Linked DNA regions of Mus musculus: regions 1 and 3 are each linked to region 2. The links are chromatin loops, found by intact Hi-C in ENCODE. Cell type or tissue: gastrocnemius. All regions are shown on one strand. Links, peaks and the distances in the headings refer to the core of each region. The heading gives the core; the rest is flanking DNA.

Region 1 (5,000 bases), core at 1-5,000, 150 kb after region 2:
TACACCAGTGCACACACTCCAGTAGACATACTCCAGTATACATACTCCAGTGCACACACTCCAGTAGACACACTCCAGTATACATACACCAGTGCACACACTCCAGTAGACATACTCCAGTATACATACTCCAGTGCACACACTCCAGTAGACACACTCCAGTATACATACTCCAGTGCACACACTCCAGTAGACACACTCCAGTATACATACTCCAGTGCACACACTCCAGTAGACACACTCCAGTATACATACTCCAGTGCACACACTCCAGTAGACATACTCCAGTATACACGCTCCAATATACATGCTCTAGTATACATACTCCAGTGCACACACTCCAGCAGACACACTCCAGTATACATACTCCAGTGCACACACTCCAGTAGACACACTCCAGTATACATACTCCAGTGCACACACTGCAGTAGACACACTCCAGTATACATACTCCAGTGCACACACTCCAGTAGACACACTCCAGTATACATACTCCAGTGCACACACTCCAGTAGACACACTCCAGTATACATACTCCAGTGCACACACTCCAGTAGACACACTCCAGTATACATACTCCAGTGCACACACTCCAGTAGACATACTCCAGTATACTCAAATACAGAGGCCTTGTTAGGCCAAATTTAGTTTCAGTAGACTCTTTTTCACGTCTGCTCTACCTTTTAATTTGAGAGACTGACCATACCTTTGGCTATCAATATTCCTCTTGTGTTCCACTAGAATGTAATTTTTTGTTTGTTTGTTTCAATCTGCGATTCACAAATATTTTTCTTAGTGTGGAATTTATGGATCATGGTGCCAGGTCAGTTGAATAACTGCTAATCTAGTCAAAGATAGACCATTCAGTGCTCAATGGGTGGCTTGTTAATGACCTAAGAGCCTTGCCCCACAAGGGATCATAATGATGTATATCAAAAGACTAAAATACAAACTGAGGGACTGGAGAGATGGCTCGACCATTGAGAGCACTGACTGCTCTTCTGAAGGTCCTGAGTTTAAATCCCAGCAACCATGTGGTGGCTCTCAACCATCCGTAATGAGATCTGATCCCCTCTTCTGTGGTGTCTGAAGACAGTTACAGTGTACTTACATATAATAAATAAATTAATTAAAAAAAATACAAACTGAGATGTAGTTCAGAGACCAGATTGTTTGCCCACCACTAACAGAGCCATGGGTTTGATTCCCAGCACAGGGCTGGGTGTGTGTGGTGCTTAAAATCCCAGCACTAGGGGCTGGTGAGATGGCTCAGCAGGTAAGAGCACAGACTGCTCTTCCAAAGGTCCTGAGTTCAAATCTCAGCAACCACATGGTGGCTCACAACCATCCGTAATGAGATCTGACACCATCCAGTTGACCGGAGTGAGCAGAGGTCCTAAAATTCAATTCCCAACAACCACATGAAGTTCACAACCATCTGTACAGCTACAGTGTACTCACATACACAAAATAATAAAAAAAATAAATAAATCTTTTTTTTAAATCCCAGCACTAAGCAGGTGGGGACAGAAATATCAGAAAGTCATCCTTTTCTAAAATAAGAAGCTAGAGATTAGCCTGGGCTACATGAGGCCCTGCCTCAGAAAGAAAGAAAAAAGAAAAGAAAAGGAAGGAAGGAACTAGAGAGGCAAAGGCAGGTGGATCTCTGTGAGTTCAAGACCAGCCTGGTCTACATAGCAAGTTCCAGCACAGCCAGTGCTATTCAGACCCTATCTCAAGAGAACAAATAAATAGATAGATAAACAAACAAACAAACAAACAAAGAAGACAATCCAGCCTTGCCAATCCTGGGATGACTGCTGAGGGTGCCTTCGAGCAACCATGATCATACTTGCAAACCAGTAGCATTCTCTCAAGACGTTTACTTAACGTGTTCAGAGGCAGTGTCGGAAGAAATAGCAATGTAAATCCCTTTTACTTCAGCTTTCTCTGTGGATTACTGGGGGGAAATGACTTCAGTACCAAATTCAAGTGTTCAACTTGAATGGGATGATTCTAGAGGGCTTGCTGCCCCTTTGAGTGTTTCTGTTGAACATGAATGTCACTACCACCCCCACCCCCACCCCCACTTTCTGAGAGTAGATCCTTCCTATTTGAATTCCTGGGGAAGCTACTCAAAAGGCAAGAAGATTCAAACAGAAGAGAGTGAGCCACTAACCCAGAGGCAATATAGACTTTTGTAGCGGGAGTTAGGAACGATCGCCACCTCGTGATAGAAGTCGGAAATACAAGCAGTTTCTTTGTCTGAAAATCATAGCCTAGCCTCAACAAAACGTAGTGGAAATCTTTTTGTGGGCCCTACTGGCATGTATCAGGGGGCTGTATTAAGCAAAAGAGCTAGTTGGGTTTGCCATAATGCCATTACGTTAGCAATTATTTCATCCATCAAGGCACTGGGTCCTGAATGGACAATGCCTAGAAATGTAGTTTACCAGTTACAGGCATCGCTAGATATTTCTCTATTTGGTAATGGTTACATGATCCACTGGGGGTCTTGGGTAGCCTTTAAAAGCTGATATAGAGAAATAAGTTACCCTGATGTCTAGACTGCCAAAGGCCACTTTTCTTTTTCCCTCTCTCACCGAAGCACTGGCGCAGCTAGAATTGTTTCCGATTGTTTGTTGGAAAACCAACAGTTGCCCTAGTTTCCTGCTAAGGCACGAGCTTTATCTAAAACCACCCCACGGGTTCTGGACCCATGGATTTTTCTGTATGAAAAGGGAAAGATTAAGATAGCAAGAGATGGTTTTTAGGAAGGAGATGACTCTTACAATAGCAGACGTCTTGGCTCATGTCTTCTGCTATTTTCCCCATAATAGTAAAGGTCTTTGGGGAAACATCCCTGCCTAGGATGTGGGCTACAGAAAGCGGTCACGTTTATTTGGTCAAATTTGTCTCTAAGTCTCCAGCAGTTTGGGGAAATTGGAGGGGCAGTTTGAGTTGTGAGATATTGTAAGGCAGAGCTCCACAGCTCCAGACCTTGAAGTTTTGCTGCCGTGTTTGTGGGTTGGACTCAGAACCTCTTGACAGCTCCCAAGGATGCGGTTTTCAGAGGACTCAGTGTTTGAGCTGTAAACCATGAAATGTTTGATTGCCCTCCATTAGCAGATCACAAAAAGTGTTCTGTGGCTGGGAATGTTAGGAGAGTTAGAAAGAGTCTCCGTTAGGAGAGTTCTTAACCAGCATGCAAGAAACCCTGTGTCCCAGCACTGCATAAACTGGCCACGGGCTCACGGGAGTTGGAAGGGGTCGGATTACAAGTTCAAGGTCACCCTCGGAAATGCAGTTCAGAGAAAGTTTAGGCTACGTGAGACTTTGTCTCAAAAAGAAAAAAAAAAGCCTTCTCTACATGGAGAAAATAAATTTTAGCAATGCACATCAAATTTTGTTGTGTGAAGTCATTAGGTTTCAGGGAAGCAGAGAATATTCTACTATGAGGAGTTGTGATGGTTTGAATGAGAGATTCATTCAAACACCCTTGGCTTGGTACTTGAACACTTGGTCCCCGGTTAGGGGTGCTTTCTGGGGAGGTGCAGCCTTGCTGGAGGAAGTGTGTCACTTGGGGCTTTGAGAGAGTTTATCCTTGTGTGCTTGCAGGCCTCATGCTTCTGGTTGAAGACCTGATCTCGCTGCTTCCTGCACAGGCCACCGTGCCTACCTGCTGTTGGATTGCCCCAACACGAACTTTTACCCCTACAATACCATAAGTCCAAATAAACTCTTCCTTGGCCTTCAAGCTTGGCACAAATGCTTTTAATCCCCCCAACTCCCTGATGGAAGATCTTATTGTCTTTCCGGGATTACAGGTTATAACAATTTTAACAAGTTTAGAGCAGTCACCCCACTAATATCTTTCAAAATTTCATCATTTGGTATGTTCCACATGAAGCGGTGGGATGTGGAGCTTTTGACAGTGGAAGGTCTGGGGACCCAGGAAGGGCTGGCGCCCATCTGGACTCGCTCTAAGTAGACATCTTGAAGGTACTAAATTTCTTTTTCTAAGAGTGATGAGTTTTTGTTTGTTTGATTGATTGATCATTTCGTTGTCAATTTGACACAAACTGGGGTCATCTGGAAAGAGGAAGAGTCAATGGAGGAGTTGCTTTCCTGGGATGGACCTGGACGCTGGTCTGTGGAGTGTCTTCTTGATTAATGTGGGAGGGCTTAGGCCACCGCGGGCAGTGTCATGTCTAGGCAGATGGTTCTGGGTTTTGTAAAGAAGCGGGTTGAGCATGCCAGCCAGCAGCATTCCTTATGGCTCCGCTTCAGTGCATACTTCTGGGTTCCCGCTTGAGTTCTTGCCCCCACTTCCCACAGCGATCAACTCTGACTGGGATGTATAAGCCAAATAAACCCTTTCCTCCCCAAGTTGCTTTTGGTCCGTGTTTTATCAAAGCAATGGAAAGTGAGCTAAAACACCAAGTCACACATGTGCCTTGCACACTTGGTAGCCAAGGTCTGTCCCAGCCCACAGCAGTAGCATCTATGCAATAGGTCCATTATTGGATTCAGCCCACTCTGGAACCCAGCCTGGTCTAAAAGCATAGTTCAAATAAACCCCAAGAGCTCAGAACGCACATCAGTAGGCTTGGAAGCTAAGAGCCAAAGTCATCCATCATCCATGACTCTAGTTCTTTCAGGAGAGAGACCGAAGGTATAGATCTCTAGTAGCTATCTTGCTTGGTGGTGGGGTAGGGAAACCAAAGATCTGCTGGAAACAGCTGCTATCCTACTGTGCGATCCCAAGTCTGGTACCAACCTGCAAAGAACAAATGTAGACAAGTTATATTGAACACCTGAGTTGAATACAGAGAGAACATGGGATTGGGCAGAGGAATCCAGGTAGATACAGGATTACTCTTGCTTGTAAGAAGGTCTGGGAAACTTTTGCTGCCGATGGAAAGAGGGAGATGGTGGGCATCAAAGCACAGAGAAAGCTGGGTTTGTTCCAGAGTGGCACTTGCCTTATTTAAACACAC
Region 2 (7,949 bases), core at 1,465-6,464:
CCCATGTCTTGCAGTGGCTCTCAGAAGCCTCTCACTGGCTACAGGCCCTACAGGATCCAGTGTCCCCAGAACTGCCGTATCTCGGATCTCTCATCTTCCTCCTTCCCCTTTGCTTAGATTTACCTGCGCTGGCTGACTGTGGTTTTTCTCAAACACGTTAGCATGCCCCAGGACCTCTGTCTGAAGTAGCTGCTTCTTCCCCCTAGAGAGCTATGCACATAAGGCCTTGGGCCACCTTGAGATTTTTTTTCACATGTGAACAACCGGCCACGTTTTACACTATATCCCTCTATAGGATATAGCTGGCCTTGTCTGTGACCCCTACTTCCTCCAGTCTTTACTGAGATGGCCACTCCTCACGGTGATCCTATATCGTGACATGCAGCTCTCATCCCAGCCTAGAATGCCTCCCCCTTCTCCATGCTCCTCGACAGCAGACACGTCCTTCTCCTGTTTCGTATGTTTCGCTCTTGATGGTTTGTTTGCTTTATGTGAGACAAGGGCTCATGTCACCCAGGCTGGTCTTGAGCTCTGTGGTTGGGAATGACTTTGAACTTAGGAACCTACCACTTCCTCTGCTTGATTGCTGGGGCTTGCCAGATTTTACGGGGCACTGTGGGCCTCATGCACGCATGGAAGGAAGGCATTCTACCAACTGAGCTACAACCCCAGCCCTTTTTATGGCTTTTGTCTACTGTCCTCTATGGTCGCAGTTTTTGCTCACTTTGTTCCTGGCTATACATCCCCGGTGCCTGCCACTGACGGACAGTATTCGATCTTGAGGGAGTGGACACTGGCAAATGGGTTGGGCGGCAAAAAGGAGAGAGGCCCATGAATGCTCGAGGCTAGCTAGCGGTGAAGAGGAGGTAAGGAAGACACTCTCCAGCCCCAGTTTCTTCATCACAACACCAGCCCGAGACACAGGAGAGAACTAGGTAAAACTGGCTCCTTTCTTTCCTGTCAGTATTGGTCCCATTTGGAGGCTGTTTCCCCCTGCTCAGCATCCTTAGCTATGCTAGATCAGCTCTCAGATCTCATGCAGACATGTTTAATGACCTGGGATGAGATATGACTTTGGATCTTCATGGACAATGTTGTCAGAGCTGGAACTTGGTGTTTGCCTGCCTGACACCCAAGTGTACTTAAACAGCCTCCTTTTGGCTTTCGACCTTCGTCCCAGCCCACCCTTAACAGCATGGCCTGTAGAGGGTGCTGTCCAACTTCTCCCCCCTCTGCCCAATTCTCTCAACTGTCAGTGTCTGAGGCTGACAAGACCCTCTCCTTGCTCAGTCACACAGGAATCAGCAGTCAGAAGGGAGAGGTCCAGGATTCATAGGGTCACTTTGGCCTTGCTTTCCTGCCTTTTCCCTCTTCGGGGCACACACAGAAAACAACTCTATTGGCCCACTGAGATAGACAGACAAGGCCATTCATAGCTGAAGGCAACGGCCTAGGGGTGGCGGCAGCCTAGGCCAGGCCTGCCTGGGTGCTCCTATGTCAGACACCAGTGCTGGTGAAGTGGGACCTTCAGAATAACCACAGGCTCCCTCTGCTTCTATTGATTCACGTTTCCCAAGTGCCAACATTCAAGTCAAGAAAACCCTTGTCACTTAAAGGATTGAAAGAACAAACTTTCCCGAATAGCACATGCTAAAATGGCAGCCCGCGGTGTTATTTTTAGTGCATGAGTACAGCGTTACTGTACTGGGCTGCAGAGCTCAGATGGTTAGCCTGGGAACCATCGAATGAATTCTAGCTTTATTTTAGGTTGTACCACATTTAGTTCTTGTTTTTCTTTGGACCATGTGCTTTTGAGCCAAACAATTAACCTCAGAGCGCTTGGAACGTGACTTATTTGTAAGCTGGCTCCTGATGCACGCCCTCTTAAGATTATTCTGCCTCTCCCACCCCTTTTCTTTACTGAGGCTAGGTCTACTAGGGAGCACAGCTGGGCTTTAACTCTATACTCTCCTGCCTCAGCCTCCCAGTAGCTGAGACTACAGGCGGGCCACCACAATCACCTCTTTTCCTGCTTGACATTTCTCCAGATATGAGTAAGATCCTGCCTCAAAGGGGAGCAGGGGGCAGAAGTGACACATGGACCTTTAATCTCAGCATTTAGGAGGCAGAGAGGCAAGAGGCTCTCTGTGAGTTCAAAGCTAGCCTGGTTCTACATAGGGAGTTCAGACCAGCCAGGGCTATATAAGACCCTATGTCAAAAACAAAATAAAACAAGCAAAAGATCCTAAACTCCATATATATAGAGAGATCTTGTTTTCTTGAGTGGACAGTAACTGGCTTAAAGAGAGAGACTGCCTCTTCTGATTGTTCACAGATCCAGCCCCTTGAGCCCTTGCCGCTGAGCTCTGGTTTTTATACCACGTTAGCATGTGTCACCTCTGCAGCAACGAGGGAAGAATTATAGCCATCCAGATTTGAGGGGTGAACACCCAAGACTTAGGGAGATTTGGTAGCCTCCCATGAATACACAGTGGGCCAGTGGGAGACCCAGGACTTGAGATGTCAGTGTGACAATGAAGCTGGAATGAGACACCAGGGTGGGGGTGGGGTGGGGCTGGGATCAGAGTCCACGGTGTCGGGTGCTGGCTGCCACAGAGGCTGTGGAGCCGAGTGGCTGGTCATGAGCTTAGAACTTGGAAGCAACACTCAAACCAGCACAGAAGAGTGTAAAACAAGTCTGGGGAGAGGGCAACAAGGGTAAGCAGGGAGGAGTGGCTGGAAACCTGGCCTTCCAGAGTCTCTTGATTTAAAGGCCTCTGTTTGTCTGTCTGTCTATTTTTGTTTAGGTACTAGAGATCAAAGCTAGGACCTCAAACACTAGGCAAGCTTTACCACAGAGCTACACCCCAGTCGTCCTCGTCTTTCTGGTAGCCTGCTGTCTTCATTCATAAACTGATAACTACATCATGCCACTTTTCAAAGGAACACCTCGGATTAGGAACACTGGCAGAGCACCACTGGCCTGGGAGCACACAACCAGGCAGAGCCAGGGCGGGGCCTGGTACACACAGCCCAGCCATGTCCAAAACTGTTTAGTTTCTTAACCTTGGATGTCAGTCTATACATCTGAAAACAGAGCTAACAAGGCTTGCTGAGATAATGCACTGCCACCTAGTGAGTAGGAGTACCAGTTCCTCCTCCCTCCTCCAATCAGAGAAGCCTGGGCAGCTCTATTCTTCTCCTCTGGTGCTCGAGAGAATCCAACACAGGGCTTTGGGCTCCTTCCAACCACACTGCTCCCTTAAGGACCATTTCTCAGCCACACCTGTTGATGCAGGCCAACAACCTCAGCTTCTCTAGAGCTTGGGCAGGAGGAGCACAAGTTCAAGACCAACCTCAAAATGAAAATGTAAGAAGGCGGCTAGGGACAGAGCTCAGGGATGAGGCATTTGCCTGGCATGCATGGATCTGGGCATGGGGCAGTGGTCAATCACCAGTAGAGCAGGGAGAAAATATCTTTCCAGGCTCTCCAGGAGGTGGCAGCAGGGAGCCACTGGGGGGTAGGAACTGAGCTAGGTAGGTAGGCCTGGCACAGCCCCAGGTGCGGAGCAGGGCCCAGCTGTCCCCTCAGTATGCCCCGCTAGGCAGATTCTCTGAGAGCTATTCCCCACTGATTCCACTGGCTCCAGTCTCAGGAGCTTTGCCCCTGAGGCAGGCAACACTGGAGCATCTGCCTGGGCTAAGGTTGGCATGCAGGGTTTGTGCTTTGGGGAGCTCCAGGGAAGTTCATATTCTGCCTTTCCGTCTGGGCCATCCTGTGCGCATCACACCCCTGGTGGACAGTTCATCTGATTGGGTGAGATTTCTCTCTCCCTTTCTTCCTCATCTCCTCTCTGGGAGTGGCCCCTCCCCACAGCTGTGTGGGATTTGCACTTTCAGCACTGGATTTAGAGGACCTGCTACAACTTCTGTGCGCCCAGAGCCATGCACACCTCACCTTTGGCCTCCATCACACAGCAGGGAAATGGTCAAGCCTTTTGGCTGCCGTAGAAGCTGGCACCATATGATGGTGCCATCCTTGTCTCTTTTCTCAGTGTCCCATTTGTTCCCAACCTTGGCGTCAGTTTGCCTCCTTGTGGCCTCTGTGCCCACCTACTTGTGAATTCCTCCTAACTCTTTCCTCCCATTTCTGGGCAGTTATCACCAGCTCCCCTTGTCCCCATCTCTCAGAAGTCACCAGCACCTTCTTAGTGCCACTTCCATACTTCTGTGCCAGGCAGGGCACCTGCTCCTAATGCACTGAACTATCTGTTTCTCTATAGACTATGTGATTTCTCGGGACAGAGGCTCTGGACCATTTTACACCGCCATGGGCACACAGAGCCTTTAGAGCAGACACCTACAGAATAAATAGATGAGGTCTACCTCCCACATGCAAAGGTCCTTTGCCCCAGGACTCTCCAGTAAGATGTAGGAAGAATACCCCACTGCGCCTTCCATCTGCCAGTTGGGATAAGGTGGTCCAGACAGACACCTCCAGTAGTTGCCTTCCTTCAGAGGGCCCAGAGACACTAGTCTCTTTGTCACCTCTGAACAGAACGGGCCTGGCTGTCCTGGCATCCCTGGCCTAGTGAATGCTCATGGCTCCTTTTGTTCTACAGTATGAAGAGGAAGCTTAACTCTGGTTAGTTCTCTGTGAACGTAGTGCCCCTTCAAGGCCACCTCAAAGCCCACAGGATCCATCCATTCATGTGAATCTCAATAGGGCTCTCCCACAGCTTTGAGAATGACCTCTGGTCCTCTGGGACCTCCCTCATGACGCCCTCCATCACATGCTCTCTCCCCTTGTTCTGACTGGCCTCTGGAGCCTTAAGATTTCCAGAGCCCTCGTCTACTGTTACGCCGTAAGGACTCCCAGTTCACCTCCAAGCCTTCCACGGCCCTCTGCATATCTGCCACCCCAACCTGCCTCTGTCCCCTGCACGGCAGACACTACATGCAGGTGATGAAAACACGGCTGCCAGATGGGGGTAGGAGGTCTAAGGGCTGCCACCAGGTCCCCTCACCTCCAGTACTCCTCGCTGGGGCTGGTCCTTTGCAAGGTGTAGTTGAACAGGTGAGACAGGTTGCCAGACAGGGCAGCGGGCCGGGAGCCATTGGTGAGGTTGGAAGCGTCCAGCACACCGGCACAGTCAGGTGTGTTCCAGGGGTTGTTGCAGTACGCCCAGGGCAGCACGTGCGTCATGGACGAGAAGAAGTAGTAGAAGGCGATGCAGATGACCACGTTGTAGTAGATGCCAATGTATGTGGACACCACCATCATACCATAGCCCACGCCTGTGGGAAAGGCACGGTGAGCACCATGGAGTGAGAGGCCAGCCTCGCAGGCCTAGCTAAATGTTAACGGCTCCTAATGGAGAGTTGTAGATGGGAAGGTTCAGGCCTTGGTAAGTTAGGGGAGGAAAGGAGTTTTGTGTCTCTGCGAGGCGGGAGACAGAGGTGGGGGCCGAGTAAACATGAATGCGCTCCAGCCAGCAGGTGTCCATGGCCTTGGCCATTGATGTTGCGCTTGGGGTCAGCACCAAGGGGATGCTCGTGTTTGTACAGATGGACAAGCCAGTGGCCTCCGCGTGCGTGTATGCACACGTGCGCGTCTGGGGTGTGTGTGTGTATGCACACGTGCGCATCTGGTGTGCACGTGCCCCACCAGAACCTCACCTTTGAACATGGGGCTGATCCGCCAGACCCCCAGGCAGCCCTGGCTTGCAAACTGGCCGAAGGAAAGCTCCATGAAGAAGAGAGGAATCCCGCAGAAGATCAGCATGATGAAGTAGGGGAACATGAAGGCTCCTGGCACAGAGGAGGAGGAGGAGGCAGGGCTCAGGGTAGGCTCCAGGTACCCCTCCCTGGGTCCCCTTCTCCAAACCCACAGTAAAACCTTCGTGCTTCACTAGTACTGGGACAGGAGCCTGCCTGCACTGAGCAGCTGTCTGGGGCTGACACACATTCCCTGCCTGCCCTGTCTTCGAACTGAACAGAGGCTCCCCAGGAAGTCTGCTCTGCAGAAAAATCCTGCCCCGGACTGCCATGTTGGGGTAGGATTTGAAGCTTTAACCAATTGATTTCTCTCTCTCTCTCTCTCTCTCTCTCTCTCTCTCTCTCTCTCTCACACACACACACGTCACTGGGATCCTCAAATATCTCTGTACAATCTGGGAGACTGTTGAAATATGGGGTGTTAAGACAGAGAACCCAGGAAATTCAAGTGGTTTCCTCTACTTCTAGCTTTCAAGGAGCAGGCTAGCAGATCAGGCACAGAGAACAGGCTGGCAGGATCTGAGGGTGGTCTGCACCTTAGGCAAAATATGCCTAAGGGATGGGGGTAAACACCAGGGCCAGAGGCCAGCTTCTTCCTGGAGTGGCACCTGTTCTGGGGAGATGGTGGCCCAAGCCCCGGTGGGTGGGCTCTACCCAACTGGGTGGTCCCTGCCCTGTGCCCACTGGGTACCTCCCCCGTTGCGATAGCAGAGGTATGGGAAACGCCAGACATTGCCCAGGCCCACGGCATAGCCCACGCTCGTCAGTACAAACTCGATCTGGTTGCCCCAGTTGCCCCGTGTGAGGTTCTGGTCCTTCTTGGTGGCCTCGCTGGGCACAGCACCATTCTGTGGGGACAGGAAAGAAGCTACCATCAGTAAAGGCATTTGTGCCCCGTGTCTGACCCTCTGAGTCGCTCCCAGCGGTTTTCCTTTGGCCCTCCACATCACCCTGCCACATACCCTGGGGCTCCCTCTCGGCCGGAAGGAGTTGAGGGCCAGCCTGGCAGAAGAGAGGAGAGGTACAGCTGCCAGACAGTGCCCAGCCCTCAGCACTCCATGCCAGGTATACCAGCCCACCTGAGGAGCTGGTTACAGCAGGAAAGGGGACACTGAGGAGGGAGCCTGAGCCAAGAGCCCCCTAACCCCTCTAAACCCTTGCCATTCCTCTCAGGCTAAGGACCTGATGAGAAGCTGAGCCTCATACCAAGCAGCCAAGTCAAGCCGGAAACAAAGGGGCCTGTGTCCGGACAGCTACCCCCCACCCGACGCCTACCACATCGCCAGGCTAAGCACGCTGCCCATGGGCAGGCGGTGGCTAGACTTATCCCTAGAGAAGGCTTCTTCCTGGGGGCACACGGTGAGCAGGCCTGGGTGGAAGAGGGGGCTGTGCATCTAGGCTAGACCAGACCTGGGCAAGACACTAGAGATCAGAGGGGGCTGACCTGAGCCATGGCAGGAGATGCTGGGCTATGAGTTAGGACAGGAGACCAGAGCTGTGGGCACCGTGCCAGACTCTGAGGACAGGCCTGGCTAAAGGAAACAGAGGTGGTTCCAGGAAAGGGTGTCACTGAATGAGAGGGTGGCCTGCAGATGAATCCCTGATGGGTATTCGGCCTGAGTGCAGGAAGTGCTGGGTTAAACTGTCCAGGACCCACTGAGGACACTCCACGAGGAGTTCCTTCTTCAGATGTAGAACTACCTCTGAAAGTCCCTTAGTGTGTCCCCTTTCCCCAAGCCACTCCTCTCTGAACCCTCTCCCGTTATGAGTGTGAGTCATTCACCATAAGCCAGACTTGAGGGGCCCGAGATTGTCATTGGGAAGCCTAAGGACCCTAGGAGTCACCAGTAAAGAAATACACACAGTGTCCTTGTACACCAACAGCCTCCCAGAGATGAACTACGGCCCTGAAAGGACAGGAGTTCCTCTAAAAGACATCCGGATCAAGGCTGGAGCAGTGTGGCCAAGAGACTGGCATGACACTGTCATGTGAAAGTGACATCTTCAAGTTCAGCAGCCACTCGCCAATGATTAGAAAGGTGGCTTGTCGCTCTGACATACTCTCAGACCCTAATTTTGGCAGACAAAGCTGAATGGCTTCACTGGGGCCTCGGTGCCTTTTGAAAAGGCCTGTAAGGAACACAGATCTGAGTAGCACCCAGGCCTGGTAG
Region 3 (5,000 bases), core at 1-5,000, 140 kb after region 2:
TCAGGACCTCTGGAGAGCAGACACTGCTCCAAGCTGCTCAGCCATCTCACCAACCTCTACCTACTTATTTTTCAAACCATCTTTTTTTAGTTTTTTTTTTCTTGTTTTTGTTTTTTGTTTTTACTATTTTTAAATTAATTCATTATTATTATTATTTCTTTTGTTTGTTTTGTTTTTCAAGACAGGGTTTCTCTGTAGCCCTGACTATCCTGGAACTACCTCTGTTGACCATGCTGGCCTTGAACTCAGGGATCTGCTTTTCTTGCCTCTGCCTTCCTAGTGTGGGGATTAAAGAAATAGGCACCACTGTCAACCAAATCTGTGTGAACACAATAAAAATATTGTTTGAGAAGCACTGAGGGCGGGACAGCCATTTAGATGGGTGGGGCAGGTTGTTTTGGGGGATTAAGGTAAACCAAACTGTGGTGGCTCACACCTTTAATCCCGGCACTCAGCAGGCAGAGGCTGGTGGATCTCTGAGTTCCAGCCAGCCTGGTCTACAAGGTGAGTTCCAGGACAGCTGGAACACACAAAAAAAACCTTGTTCCAAAACAAAGAAACAAACAAACATAAAACCGAACTTGACAACCAAAACACACAGCATAAATATTCCAAACCAACAGACCTCTAGGTGGGAAGGAAGATGGCTCAGTGGTTAAGAGCCATTTTGTGTGTTTTTGTGTATGTGTGGCTCATAAAAGACTCCAGGTCAAGGGGACCTAACTCTCTTTTGGCCTTCAGAGACACATACACTCATTTTTCACATATCAGGAAACACGATATTATGATTATATAATATATAAAATGTATAATACTTACAAAACTTGTCCAGAGTGGACCCACCAGATGCAGATGAGTATCTGAGAAAACGGAAGCAGGGAGGGAACCTGGTGTACACAGTACAGTACTGCCTCTGGTCTGTAAGCTTCAGGCCCCCAGGAATGCAAATGGATCTGAACTGCTGGACAGGACCTTTAAAACGAAGATTTTTATAGGTCAGGCCTGGTGGCACACATCTTTAAACTCAGCCTGTGGGAGGCAGAGGCAGATGTATCTCTGTGAGTTTGAGGCCAACCTGGTTTACACAGTAAATTCCTATAGAAAGAAACATTATCACACACCAAAAAAAGCCATTTATTTACTTTGTATCTATTTCTTTGAGGCAGTGTCTGTCTACAGAGCCCTGGCTGACCTGAAATTTCCTAGGTGTATCAGGCAGGCCTTGATCCACTTTGCCTCTGACTCCCCTCCATATACAGGAATTAAGGGCAAGTGCTGCCATACCTGCCTTCATTTTATTATTTTAAAAATTGTTATTTTGAGACAGGCCTGGGCAGGCCTGAAACTCCCAATGTACACTAGGCTGGCCTTAAAAATCAGAAGTATTGGGGCTGGAGAGATGGCTTAGCGGTTAAGAGCACTCTCTTCCAGAGGTCCAGAATTCAATTCCCAGCAAGCACATGGTGGCTCACAACCACCAGTATTGTGATCTGATGCCCTTTTCTTGTGTTTCTGAAGACAGTGAGAGTGTATTCACATTTATAAAATAAATAAATCCTGAAAAAACCAGTCAGAGATCTTCCTGCTTCAGTCTCAAGTCTGGACTTGCGTTGTGGTCACCATGCATACTCTCATCCTGCTCTCTATCTGGTTCATGAGTCCTGGCATTCCCGACAGCTTTGAGGCCTGCTTAAGGCCTGAACTAGGACTACATCTTGGAGAGACAGTTGTGATGCTTACAATTGTTTTGATTACAATTCCACCCCACGGGCTCCAGCACAGGCTGCGTTTGTCTCTCAGCACACGTTCCCCTAATACAACCTCTTCAGATACATCCTCTGCCTCACTGCTAGCATTTTTGACCTCCCCACCTTTAGAACTCCCAGCCCCGGCCAGTAACCTTTCCCAGTGAGATTTGAGACTTACCGAAGCAGATCCAGAAAGTGGACTCTGATGGTAACCACTAGCTGATGTGATCTAGGTGGACTGGAAGAAACCCATTCTGAAGAACTGGCTTTGACTTTTATGGGGTCTTGTGTTGGTCACACCCCTTTGGGGGAGGAGCCTAATGATGTGAGTGTCTACCTACCAACCAGTTGTGACCGTGGGATTTTTGAATTTGCTCGAGAGCAGCCTTGAGGCAGTTGTTTACAGCGTGTGTATCCAGAGTCTTTTGGAGGGTTGAATTGCCCTTTCACATATTAGATTCCTGCATATCAGATACACTAGGATTCATTAAGTAGCACAAATTATAGTTTTAAAGTAGCATCAAAATTAATGTTATTAGGCGGGGCAGTGGGGGAACACGCCTTTAATCCTAGCACTTGGGAGGCAGAGGCAGGTGGATTTTGGGGTTTGAGGCCATCCTGGTCTACAGAGTGAGTTCCAGGACAGCCAGAGCTATACAGAGAAACCCTGTCTCGAAAAACCGAATATATATATATATATATATATATATATATATATATATATATATATATAATTTATATCAGATTCTATTACAGATGGTTGTGAGCCACCATGTGGTTACTGGGAATTGAACTCAGGACCTCTGGAAGAGCAGTCGGTGCTCTTAACCATTGAGCCATCTCTCTAGTCTGTGGTGAAAGATTTTAATCCCATATATAGATATCTGGCTCAAACATACACACATGATATTTCTTTGTGTATTCTATAGGTGTGTCCTTGGGGAATTTCATTGACATCCTAGTGGTGTAACAGCTGACTTGAATTCCTGGCACCCTAACAGCACTAGCCTAGGGAAGCAGCCTTCCTAGGTTCCACCAGCACCCCCCCCCCAATCAGGTTTCAGTTTTATGAGCTAGAAAATGGCATTTTTATGCCTAGTGTGTCCAAAATCATGGGCTTCTCATTTTTAATGAATGACTGAATAATTGCATGGCTCTTGGGTCCAGATCAAGACTCCCCAATTCTAGCTTGCTTCCATCCCCCTCTCCCAGTCTTCTCCTATTTTGAGGATCACAGACAGTGTTCCAGTCCTAAGCAACTACTCTACCACTGCATTCCACACACACCTGAGAATGGTTTGGGTTGGTAGTACTTGTTCACTTGGAGAGGGCAAGGTGACCGTTTGTTTATTTGTGATTGCTCGTGTTGAATTTCCCAAAGTGGCAACTTGGGATCTCAGACTTCCTCTTTGTCCAGGTGGACTGCTTAATCCCATCTTTGTACTTCTCTGCAGGTCCACTTGCTGCTTCCTAATTCCTTATTTGGGTGTGGTTTATCATGGCCTTTCTATGTTCTCATTCATGTTATTTCTACTGTTAAGAACATCAGTTTAAGCCAGGCCTGGTGGCACACACCTTTATCGCAGCACTTGGGAGTCAGAAGCAGGCAGAACTGTGTGGGGTTGAGGACAGCCTGGTCTACCAAGCCAATCCAGGACAGCCAGGGCTACACAGAGAAATTTTTAACTCAAAACACCAAAAATAAACACTGCAAAAACAAATGACTGAACAAAAATATCATTGGTTTATTATGGAAGGAAACAGGGAGTCCTGTAAATGATACAGAGGTTACTGTAATGGCTCCTTCATATCTCAGTCCACGAGTGGGGGGGGGGGGGGAGAGACACACCTGGATCAGCAGGACAGCAGCCAGATCAGCAGAGCTGAGTGTTAAGTGAGTCCTTGCCTGCAGACATTTTGTAACAGCTAGACTCATCTGTAGCCTTGCTATGAACTAGGCCACAGCACTGGCAACATGTAGAGGCCATGTCTTGGTGCTCAACTCATGAATCCCCTGAGCAGAAACTGTGGGGAGTCCAGAAGAAGAATGACATCTTCAGAAGGGCTTATCTTGTATTCAGATAACCACTGCAGACAGCTGAAAGCTTAAGCAGCAAGCTGGGTGTGGAGGGGTGTGCTTGCCTGGGATGCCTGCGCTCAGGGGGCAGAGGCTGAGGGAATGTTTGAGCAGGACAGATCAGCCTGATGGCACTTCACAGAACTCTGCAGGGTAAGAGCCAATTGCAACCTGGTGTAAAAAAAAGCACTCATAGATAGTAGAAGTGATATGACAGGCAGAAAAGCCGATCATGCCTAGGGCACTGGGTTCTCTTTCTGCCCAAGGCTGCAACCCTTAGCATTCATCCAACTAGAGGATTATGTACTATCTGTCCTTGTCCCCCACTGACTCACCATTGGCTATAGGAGGAGCTCTGCGCAGTCTCCAAGACCACCATATCAGTGCAACTGGCAAACAGACGTTTCACCTGAGGCTGAGACTCATGCCCCACCTTTCTAGAACACACAGCAGTGAGCTCGAGCACAGGCTCCCTGGCTTAGTGTGTTTTCCCCTCCAGGGTGGCCTCAGCAATTTCTCAATCCTTTAGATGTTTGCTTGATATGCTGTTGCCTCAGGCTGATAAACCAGCCTGGGTCACAAGGATTCTGTACCTGTCTCCTTGGAGAACGTTATGGCCTCAGGCTCTAAAGAGCAGAGGGTGGAATGGAAGAGTTCAGCTCCAGGCTGGGTCACTTAGCTCCAAAAACAGGCAAAGATGTTACTAGGTGAGCCTTAAGGGCTAAACTTGCCCAGGCTATACTTTGTAGACAGGGACCTAGTTTTCTCAGAGAGCTGGAGTCAAGATTGCTAGGTTGCAGGAACCGAGGGATAATGCATATTCATACCTGCTCTGTGAACCAACTGAACTAATATTCATCAGTCAATTTAGGCAGGCCACAGGGTGGATTGCTATATGCAGTCTTTGCACATCTCTGCAGATCCACTTCTTGCTTGTAATTTCTTATTTGATTTTGTTATACGATGGTCTTTCTATATTCTCATTCATTTTATTTCCATTTTTTAAATCATCAGTTTAAGCCAGGCCTTTATCCCAGGACTTGGGAGGCAGAGGCAGCCAGAACTGTGTGAGGTTGAGCACAGCCTGGTCTACAAAGTTGATTCAGGACAGCCAGGACTAAACAGAGAAATCTTAACTCAAAAAGCCAAGAGAACAGGCCTGGAGAGATGGCTGT

The links. A loop is a pair of places that touch in the nucleus more often than their neighbours do. Peaks named below come from ENCODE experiments on the same cell type or tissue, not always from the same donor. Only the 100,000 strongest peaks of a DNase experiment are listed, where the experiment ranks them.
Region 1: a loop joins it to region 2, with 3 times the contacts of the local background. A loop is called at or near these places in 9 of 42 quality-filtered maps.
Region 3: it touches region 2 in a loop (2.1-fold over the local background); 9 of 42 quality-filtered maps call a loop at or near these places.

What each region holds. Positions count from the first base shown.
Region 1 is chr4:117,702,782-117,707,781 of GRCm38, reverse strand. Gm34746 (predicted gene, 34746) reads right to left here. Exons shown (of 3, transcript NR_151608.1): 3 at 3,762-4,780. Among named protein-coding and RNA genes, the nearest start is that of Gm34746, 6.2 kb to the right of the region's middle. In gastrocnemius, for the core only: a CTCF peak has its summit at 2,238; a DNase peak (open chromatin) is centred at 2,227.
Region 2 is chr4:117,854,552-117,862,500 of GRCm38, reverse strand. It overlaps Slc6a9 (solute carrier family 6 (neurotransmitter transporter, glycine), member 9), which reads right to left. Exons shown (of 14, transcript NM_008135.4): 3 at 6,470-6,626; 4 at 5,680-5,811; 5 at 5,028-5,298. Among named protein-coding and RNA genes, the nearest start is that of Ccdc24, 14 kb to the left of the region's middle. In gastrocnemius, for the core only: a CTCF peak has its summit at 3,496 (motif pointing right); a DNase peak (open chromatin) is centred at 3,528; H3K27ac peaks cover 1,370 bases.
Region 3 is chr4:117,712,805-117,717,804 of GRCm38, reverse strand. No RefSeq gene overlaps it. Among named protein-coding and RNA genes, the nearest start is that of Gm34746, 16 kb to the right of the region's middle. In gastrocnemius, for the core only: no CTCF peak of the experiment used is centred there; no DNase peak of the experiment used is centred there.